Regions from separate parts of the Homo sapiens genome. Here region 2 is linked to region 1. A link is a contact called in ENCODE Hi-C data. All regions are on one chromosome and are shown on one strand. Each heading gives the region's core, a stretch centred on a gene start or an enhancer-like site at or near the end of the contact. The rest is flanking DNA. Distances are from core to core; before and after follow the strand shown.

The links. Hi-C counts contacts between places; a loop is a spot of excess contacts on that map. Pooled maps may share reads with other maps.
Region 2: a loop to region 1 is called in a map of CD8-positive, alpha-beta T cell, with 11 times the contacts of the local background. The contact joins the promoter of GARS1 here to the promoter of TAX1BP1-AS1 in region 1. A Hi-C loop is called at or near these places in 3 of 168 maps with a recorded cell type or tissue (B cell, CD8-positive, alpha-beta T cell and naive thymus-derived CD4-positive, alpha-beta T cell), 1 of 37 single-sample maps with no recorded cell type and 6 of 50 pooled maps.

The regions. Positions count from the first base shown.
Region 1 is chr7:27,737,393-27,742,492 of GRCh38, forward strand. It overlaps TAX1BP1-AS1 (TAX1BP1 antisense RNA 1), which reads right to left and starts at 3,283. Exons shown (of 2, transcript NR_187572.1): 1 at 2,624-3,283. TAX1BP1 (Tax1 binding protein 1) reads left to right here and starts at 2,770. Exons shown (of 17, transcript NM_006024.7): 1 at 2,770-2,877. RefSeq lists enhancers at 2,705-3,567, 2,784-3,053, 3,568-4,431 and a silencer at 3,221-3,453.
Region 2 is chr7:30,591,778-30,596,818 of GRCh38, forward strand. GARS1 (glycyl-tRNA synthetase 1) reads left to right here and starts at 3,101. Exons shown (of 17, transcript NM_002047.4): 1 at 3,101-3,366. The coding sequence starts at 3,145. RefSeq lists enhancers at 2,556-3,169, 2,800-3,149, 3,170-3,783, 3,784-4,397 and a silencer at 4,293-4,392.

The DNA of each region.
Region 1 (5,100 bases), core at 2,033-4,532:
CCAATCAAACACAGGACAACTGCCTAGAAACTACTTGACACTGTAGTTGCTCCAGAAAAATCATGGGTTACTCACTGATTTACTTTCCAATAATTCTCTCAATATTCACCACTTCGAAATCTAAAAAGCTCTGAAAATTGGCCAGGTGCGGTGGCTCATGCCTGTAATCCCAGAAGGAGAATCACTCGAACCTGGGAGGCAGAGGTTGCAGTGAGCCGAAATCTTGCCACTGCTCTCCAGCCTGGGTGACAGGGAAGAGGGCAGAGACCCCGTCTCAAAAAAAAAAAAAAAAAGAAAAAGCTCTGAAAATCAAATGTTTTCTCAACATTTGGTGGCAAAACCTGTTTGACCTGACTCATTTGTCATTAAAACTTGACCTGAACCCAAGGGCAAAGTGGCAGAACCTGACCTGAAAAACTTGACTTGAGTGAGACTATACATTTCATTTATCTTAGTGTGATATTCATAATTGTTCCGGAAAAAAAAGTTGACTGTGGGTGCTGCCCCAGATAGTGAGGAATGTCACATAAAGCACACCTCTCTAAAGTCTGAAAAATTCTGAATTCTGAAATCCATCTGGCAGAAAGATTTCACTTAAAGGAAGTGAATCCATATCTCTTCTAGCCATAGTCCACTGCCATACAAATAAGAGGCTAACTTTAAGAAATTCAATTAAAGCCGGGTGCGGTCTCTCATGCTTGTAATCCCAGCACTTTGGGAGGCTGAGGCAGGCAGATCACCTGAGGTCAGGAGTTGGAGACCAGCCTGGCCAACATGGAGAAACCCCGTCTCTACTAAAGATATAAAAATTAGCCCAGTGTGGTGGTGTGCGCCTGTAATCCTAGCCACTGGGGAGGCTGAGGCAGGAGAATTGCTTGAATCTGGGAGGTGGAGGTTGCAGTGACCCGAGATCATGCCACTGCACTACACCCTAGGTGACAGAGCGAGACTCTGTCTCAAAAAACAAACAAACAAAAAACCCAAACCCTACTCCCCCAAAACCCAGAAATTCAATTAAATACTAAGAGGGTATCTATTTATCTTGGTGGGAAAAACTTGGTCTAAAAATTAAAGGATCATTATTAAAATGAATGAAGCAAGCTAAAATTCCAGAACAAATACCTTCCTGGGGAAAATAAGGTCTAAAAATTCAAGAAATAATTAAAAATAACAAAGTAAAAATACCTGTGAAAATGTCCTTTGAGACCAGCCTGACCAACACGGCGAAACCTCCTCTCTACTAAAAATACAAAAATTAGCCAGGCGTGGTGGCTGGCTCCTGTAATCCCAGCTACTTGGGAGGCTGAGGCAGGAGAATTGCTTGAACCCGGGAGGCGGAGGTTGCAGTGAGCCGAGATCGCGCCACTGTACTGCAGCCTGAGCAACAAGAGCGAAACTCCGTCCCTCTCAGGGCAAAAAAAAAAGTCTTTCAATTATGGTTTTTATTAAGCATACTGTTTTTCTGATTTCATTAACTGAAAATTAGTGGTAATTAAAAATGTATTACATATAAATAGGAATGTGATTTAAACAAAGAGTGACATCTCTGACAAATTGTGCTTATAAAATTCACTGCTATGTTTACATTTCTTAAGGGACACAGTTATTTCTACTACCAGAAGGTTGCTACCAGTAACGCAAGTGATAACTTATGTTGATTATTCACACCGTTTTCTTCATCCATAAAATAAGGAGACTGGGACTAAATGGCCTATTAAGGTTCTTCTGAAATTCTATGATCAAGTATAATACCCAGCACAAGACCAAGTTCAAAAATGTCAATACACAGGAAACAAATCAGTCTGTAAATATTGAGAACCTATGTTATCAAAGCTAATGTCTTCTGAAATAACTGGAAGTAAAGATGAAAGTATATGAAAGATAATTTTGAATGTTCTGTATTTAGAATGTGCTTCAACATTTAATGCGATCTAATTTACATATCCTTTCTGGTGCTATTGCAAGGTTTGTCAGGGTTTTACGGCAACAGAAGACTATGATGAATTCGAATGGGACACATTTGCTTCTGTGGAGTTACGATTCAAACTGAATGTCCAATATAGGAAGGCAACATATACAACAAGCAAAAGTGATTTTAGAAATAACAGAACGCGGGAGAAAATTCACACACGGAAAATGATACGGATAACAAAAGCAGGTAACTCACAGAAATGCGGCTAGAAAAGAGGCCTCTGCTGGAGCGAGAGCAAATAGAATCAGAGGGCATTAGAACTGAAAAGCTCCTAGGAGCTTTCAGTGAACAAAACTTCATAGCCAAAAAAGCACACGACTGGGCCAGGAGTTCAGAGACAGTCTTGGTGCTCAGGGGTTTGCAGCCCTAGCCGTGTGGTCACTCCCTTGCTTCTCTGGCTATTTCCTTATCTATAAAATGAGTGGGCTAGTTTAGGCCGACTGAGACGCAGACAGGGATACGGTACTGTCCATGGACCTCTGAGCTGCCCTTTCCACATCGCTGGTGAGTTACTTAAACCTCCTGTGTGTTTCCCCCTTTCGTATGTCAAAATAATAACATAAAATCAGAATGTAAATCCAGACGCATTGTTTTGCTGCGATTAAGTTGAACGAAAATAGCAAGGACGAAGTAAGGAGAGAGCCAGCCTACCCGCGGGATGAGGCGTCCCGCGGCGGAGTGGGCTGGGGGCGTGTCGTCGCGGAGGGGAGCGGCGAACCAGGCAGGAGGCGGAAGAGACCGCCCCGTGGGCGGAAGTGACGCAAGGCCTACTGTCGGCTGGGAGGGGAGGTGTAGCCGGTCTTTGGGGGTAGGCGGTAGTGGCGGAAGAGGTTCGGCGGCTGATGGCGGATCAGGATCGGAAGCCTGCGTAACTTTCTCCCTTGATCCGGGAGTCTTTCCACTGGGTAAGGCGCCTCCCCGGTCCACCCCAGCGCCTTGTGCGGGGCGGCCTCCAGCTGCATCTCTTTTAGGGCTCGTGCTACACCCTTCAGCCCCTGTACTGTAGGGGCCTGGCCGGTCTCGGGAGAGGTCTCTGTGGTGACGAGGCTTTCCTTCCCGAAGACAAACCTTCCTTTCCAGACTGCGATTGTGACGGGGGTGTGGGCGACTCGGATCAGCTGTGGAGTTTTGGAATGGCAACGGGTGGCCGCCCCACGCGGTGGGAGGCCCGTGGGACAGGCCTTCGCGATTTGGGGGAGGCGTGTGGGACGGGGGCCCTTTGGCTGGGGACGAGTGACGCTGGCGACCCCCGAAGGAAAAGCTTCTGGTGTCCAAGGCTAAACTCTGGGGTGACTGTTTTGAGGGCAGTGTGGGTTTTACCGGCGCAGTAAGCTGAGAAAACACGTAGGTCGCGTCCGAGAAGGACGCTGGGGTTTGCCTTTGCGGAGAGAAACCCAGCTGTTTTGGTTTGAGTCGCCGGTGGCGAAGGGGGCGGAGACTCCCTGCGCCGCCTACTTTTGAGGGCCGCGGGCGGAGTTGGCGGTTCTGGCTGATGGCCTGCTTCACCTGGAATCCATTCCCCACCCCGCCCCGTTCGCAAGGTGTGGACTAGTCCCGACCGACTTGCACTCCTGGCTTAGGGAATCTGTGGCTAGAGTTTAGCGTGCGCGCGCGCGCGTACACCTTATTAGTAAAAAATTGAGCTTAGCGTGCGTCTGTGTGGGTGTGTGTACACACCTTATTGGTAAAAGTTTTGTTAGAAAACACTGGCATTTGACTTTAGACATACACAGTGTTAGATTTCCGGTTTCACACAGTGGTTATGAATTGCTATTATGTTAGGCTTTAGATGGGAAAATAAATCTTGATTTTTCAGCTGTCTGCATTCTGCTAATGTTAAAATTTCTACGAGCTGTGCACGAACAATTAATAGTTACAAGTTTGGTGCTCAATTCCTAAAGGATTTAAAGAGATCATTTGAATAGAAACTAAAAGTGGGTCGATCGTCCTCAAAGTGCTTTTCGGGTTTAGGGAAGGAGCTTAGGACAGCCTTTCTCTTTCGTTCTGTTCCTTTCAAGGGTAAACTTGAAGGATTGTTTGATGATGCCGACTTCTAATAAGGTTTTATTTATTTTTCAAACTGATTGTTCAACTTCAAAGAACATTGTAGTTTTTGTTTTCTAGTCATCACGTTCTTTTTTTTTTTTTTTCCTTGAGATGGAGTCTTGCTCTGTCTCCCAGGCTGGAGTGCAGTGGCGCGATCGCGGCTCATTGCAACCTCCGCCTCCCAGGTTCAAGCGATTCTCCTGCCTCAGCCTCCTGAGTACCTGGGATTACAGGCGCGCACCACCACACTGAAGGGGTGGGTTGCCCCTCCACACCTGTGGGTGTTTCTCGTTAGGTGGAATGAGAGACTTGGAAAAGAAAAAGACACAAAGTACAGAGAAAGAAATAAGGGGATCCGGGGAACCAGCGTTCAGCATATGGAGGATCCCGCCAGCCTCTGAGTTCCCTTAGTATTTATTGATCATTTGTGGGTGTTTCTCCGAGAGGGGGCTATGTCAGGGTCACAAGACAATAGTGGGGAGAGGGTCAGCAGACAAACACGTGAACAAAGGTCTTTGCATCATAGACAAGGTAAAGAATCAAGTGCTGTGCTTTTAGATATGCATACACATAAACATCTCAATGCTTTACAAAGCAGTATTGCTGCCCACATGTCCCACCTCCAGCCCTAAGGCGGTTTTTCCCTATCTCAGTAGATGGAACGTACAATCGGGTTTTATACTGAGACATTCCATGCCCAGGGACGGGCAGGAGACAGATGCCTTCCTCTTGTCTCAACTGCAAGAGGCATGCCTTCCTCTTATACTAATCCTCCTCAGCACAGACCCTTTACGGATGTCGGGCTGGGGGATGGTCAGGTCTTTCCCTTCCCACGAGGCCATATTTCAGACTATCACATGGGGAGAAACCTTGGACAATACCTGGCTTTCCTAGGCAGAGGTCCCTGCAGGCTTCCACAGTTTTTGTGTCCCTGGGTACTTGAGATTAGGGAGTGGTGATGACTCTTAAGGAGCATGCTGCCTTCAAGCATCTGTTTAACAGAGCACATCTTGCACAACCCTTAATCCGTTTAACCGTGAGTTTGACACAGCACATGTTTCAGAGAGCACGGGGTTGGTGGT
Region 2 (5,041 bases), core at 1,851-4,350, 2.9 Mb after region 1:
AAGCAAAGACAAAAAATGTGGATGTTTCACAAAAGAAGAGGTACAAATGACCACTAAGCACATGAAAACACAATCAACTCTATTAATCACCAGGAAAATGCATACAAGTCACAATGAGATACAACTATTAGAATAGCTAAAATCTGGAAGGCCGGCAACATCAAATGTTAACAAGGATGTGGAGCAACTAGAACTCTTATATATTGCTCTTAAGAACATAAAATAATACGACCACATTGGAAAAACTTGTGACAATCTAATAAAATTAAATATGCATCTATTGTTTGACTCAGTAATTCCGCACCTAGATATTTACCCAAGAGAAATGAAAACATATAGCTACAAAAAAAGATGTATGAGAATGTTCACAGCAGCATTATTCATAATGGTCTACAATATGAAACAACCCAAATGTCTATCAACTAGTGAATAAATTAATAAATTATAGTATATTCACACAATGGGATACTTCAGAGCAAAAAAGGGCAAGTTTCTGATATGTGAAACAATATGGATTAATCTCTCACACATTATGGTCAATTAAAGACATCAGACACAGAGTACATATTACATTATTTCATTTATACAACAGTCTAGATCTAAGAGGAAAATAAATGAGAATAGTGATCGCCTGGTTGTGGAGGGTGGGATGACCGGGATGACATGCAAGGGAACTTTGTGGAGTCAGGGGAAAATGTTCTTTATCTTGCTTGGTGTTGGGGTTACAAAAGGATATTGCTTTGTCGAAACCCATTGAACTATACATTTTTGTTCATTTTAATGTATGCAAAATTTATTTCCCTCAAAGAAATGAACTTTAATAAAGCAAGAAAAATATATGATCATACATACACAATACTAGGGCCTCTTGCAGGGCACTTAAAGAGCCCAACAGAGAAAGGGGCTAAACTCACTTGAAGCTTCATTAGCTATGTAGAAAATCTGCCTCTGCCCCCAGCTCACATTCTGGCCCAACACTCACTTAGTTGTGTGACCATGGACAAGCTGTTTGATATCTCAGTCCCTTGAATCCCACATGTGAAAATTCTGAATAACTATAGAACCTATCTCACTAAATTGGTGAATAAATTCCATGAGATAAATTAGAACTAACTGGTACATAGTGAGTGCTCAACAAACATAAACTATTATCATTATTGTGCAGACACAGTTTTCAAAAGAAAACTGTTTGGGAAATTCTTCCAAGGGCCATGAAGAGCCTACTGAAGTGTCCTGAGAAGAGAAGGGACACAGTCAGATTTGCCTTTCAGAAATAATGACTGGGCCGAGTGCAGTGGCTCACACCTGTAATCCCAGCACTTTGGAAGGCTGAGGCGGGCGGATCACGAGGTCAGGAGTTCGAGACCAGCATGACCAACATGGTGAAACCTCGTCTCTACTAAAAATAAAAAAATTAGCTGGGTGTGGTGGCGCACGCCTGTAATCCCAGCTACTCAGGAGGCTGAGGCAGGAGAATCGCCTGAACCCGGGAGGCGGAGGTTGCAGTGAGCCAAGATCACGCCACTGCACTCCAGCCTGGGTGAAAGAGCGAGACTCCGTCTGGAAAAAAAAAGAAAAAGAAAAAAGAAAGAAAGAATGACTGAAGCAGCAGTGGGGAGGATGAATTGGTCGGGGAGGAGGGAAGAACGGATTTGGAGTCCTTTCAGGACTGTCCTAACATGAAAATGGATGAGACATTATTGATCTAAGGAATTTTTTAGAAATAAAATAGTTTTATTCAAAGGATATAGAATTTCAACATTTTAATAAAAATCTAAATAAAAATAAAAGTAAAACTTAAAATGATTTTTCACATTTAAAGATATTAAAATAAATTCAAAATTGCCTAGTAAAATAAAAGCCAAATAAATTATAATTAATATCAAATCTTGAAATAAAAGTGTTTAAAAATATAATTGTTCAATATTGCAGAAGGTTCTTAAGCAACCCACCCTGCTCATGTTGAATTGTAAGTACTTCTCCAGAACTGCACACTGGAACGGGAAGAGAAATAACATGGACTTTCACACCATTAGGAAAGGAGACTTCATTATACTGAGCCCGTCTACTCCTGCACACTCCTGGGGTGGGATTGTGGGTCACAGGGAGACGTACGTGCATACTGCCGAAGAGCTCCCAAGTGGCTGGCTGCACCAGTTAACACTCCCCTGAGCAGTGTAGGGGAGTCTCAGAGGGTCACTTGGCATTTTCCATCATTTTCATTTTAGCCATTTTTGCAGGTGTGCGCAATGCTGTTTTTATAACCAACACATCATTTTTCTCTTCCTTTCCTGGAGGGGGAACCCAGCTTTTCTAGGCCCTCCACCCTTTGGGCAGGAGGAACTGGGTGTGTGGGGCGGGGGGAAGCCATCTCTGGGTGGTTGGTCAGCTGGGGCCTAACCACAGGAGGCAGATAGACTGAGGCTATGCCAAGCAGAAAGACTTATCAGGCACCTCTTGCCTTTCCTCATCTCTGCCGGTTCAAATCCTGCTCGCCCCGCAAGGGCAGATTGGAATTTACCTTCTCCAGAAAGCCTGGGGTGACTCTATCCCCTCACTCCTCCTCCCCCGTTCGCCAGCTTTTGTCTTGACATCGGCGGACCAAGAATGTGTGACTCTGGGCAAATCATTAACCTCTCTGGGCCTATTTCCTTATCTGGGGAACATCTGCACTTGAGCAACAGAAGTCTAAGATCCCTATCTGATTTGATGTTTTGCGACCCTTTTAAGGCGCAGGGCGCGAAAGAACAGAAACAGAAGTGTCCGTTCAAGTAGGTCGGCCGGGGTGTCACTCGTATAAAAACCTATGCTTTGAAGGTTCTCGTGTGTCTCGGCCTGCAGGTCTCGCTCAGAGCTGTGTCCCTGAACATCCACCCTGCTGGGGTGGCTTGACGCACTTCTGTGCAAATCTGTTCGCTCGCAACCCTACCTACCTCTCTCCCGAACCGGAGAAAACCTTCGGCGGGGTCCTTCCGGGTTTTGTGTCGAATCTGCGGCGGCGACCCGGCGCCGCGTCACGCGGTGGTGAATGTGCGGCAGCACGCGCGCCGCGTCGTTTACGCGGCGATTTCATCATGCTCCGAGCCGGGCGGCGCGCGCCGCTTCCGTCGCCACCCTCTCTGGACAGCCCAGGGCCGCAGGCTCATGCCCTCTCCGCGTCCAGTGCTGCTTAGAGGTGCTCGCGCCGCTCTGCTGCTGCTGCTGCCGCCCCGGCTCTTAGCCCGACCCTCGCTCCTGCTCCGCCGGTCCCTCAGCGCGGCCTCCTGCCCCCCGATCTCCTTGCCCGCCGCCGCCTCCCGGAGCAGCATGGACGGCGCGGGGGCTGAGGAGGTGCTGGCACCTCTGAGGCTAGCAGTGCGCCAGCAGGTACCGGTGTTTTGCGCTCTCCGCTAAGCCTCCGGCTCTCCTCCCAGGGCCTTCTTCTGGTCATCCTTCCCTCCTCCCCGGGGAACTGTCCTCCTCTTCGGTTACCCCTTTCTTTCCCTTCATCCTCTGGCGTCTTCTTCGCCTCCCCCACTTTGGTCCCAAGTCCCCCGTGCGTCAGCCACCTCCTCTCCCGCGGACCTCCGTCCTCCTCTCTTTTTGGATGACTCCCTGGAACCCCTCCGACTTCCTGCGTCCCTCTCCGGCTCCGTTCTCCCTTCCCCATTCTGTCACAGCCCGCGTCTCCTCTATTTCCAGTGGGGCTGGGATCTGTGACCCTTTGGTTGTCCTCGCCTCCTAACTGAATAACCTTAACTTCAGTTTTCCAGGCTCTGCTGTACTCTTTGTGCACCCTGGGTGGAAAGCCTCCTAATTCTTTCAGTGGTCAATGATGAGCCGAAAAACTGCCGGTTCTTTCGTCTTACGGCCAGGCCCTTTAATCTTTAGGATGCTTTGATAGTGTTTCCCCCTTAACATCTTCCTTCATTCAGTGCTTAGTTTAGCGGAATGATTGGCTGAGAAAATAGAATTGAAATGTGGATGTGGGGAGGTGTCGAACTTTTCTATTAATGCTGTGAACTCATCATCCTTTGCTCTTGTCATCTTTTCTGGCTTCTGAAAAGGCCGTTTGGAACCAGTGAGCCCTCAGATCGTAAACCTGGGAAACTAAGTGTTGCGGAGTGAAGTCAGCCATCCTTAGTATGGAATATTTTGACATTTGATTTTCCCGAAGGTGAGGGAAGGTTTCATGGGCTGAAGGACTTGGTGATTTAATATAGACCTCCTTTTCCTAGGGCACTGCCATAGAGTTTAGAATTTAGAGATATCAAGGAAAAGATTATTTCAGATGATTCCCATATGCAATTAGGGAGAGCCAGAGCTTGCAGTAGGACCCCGGAGATCATGACTTAGTAGTAAACACCAAACGGGTTTCTCCTGCATGGGCGCCTGATGCAATAATTTGCCTTAGCTACAGAGGGTGGAACCCTATCTCGGAAATAATTCATTGGGGCATAGCTGCCGCAAATTCAGCCACTTTGCCATCTGTCCTCTTCGCTGGTTTGAGCCTGACCGATTTTAATAAATAGCCTTTCATTTTGAAATATCACCACGGGCTTAACTTTTTTCTTCATGATTGGTGTCAGAACACCGATTGCATATTCTGTCTCCCTCCACCCACCTTCCACTCCACAAATAAAATTAGGTGTGGTTCCTTTGTCTTTTCTTAACTTGCCATTTTAAAAAATATCCTTCCCTTTAGAAGGAAGCATACAACTAATTTGGAGAAAAAAAAAAACCACCACACCCAAACCCCTCCCTCTGCCACGTTAGCCTGGAACTGCAGTGAAAATCATCCATCGGTAGTTAAGACAGGATCTAGTTAACTAAAGTAAACTTTGATCGCGGCAGCTTTCCGATGCTACTAACTACTGTCTTGTGTATTGTTTATGTTGTCTTGATTATTGTTTTGTACTTTAAGATATTTTCCGAATATACGAGTTAGTTGATTTAAGTTAGTTTGGATATTTTTTTCTAATTTTCCAAGAACACACATATATCAGTTAGTTAATTGTGTGAATTACTGAGTCCTATGTCAGCTGAAAAATAATTTAAAGAT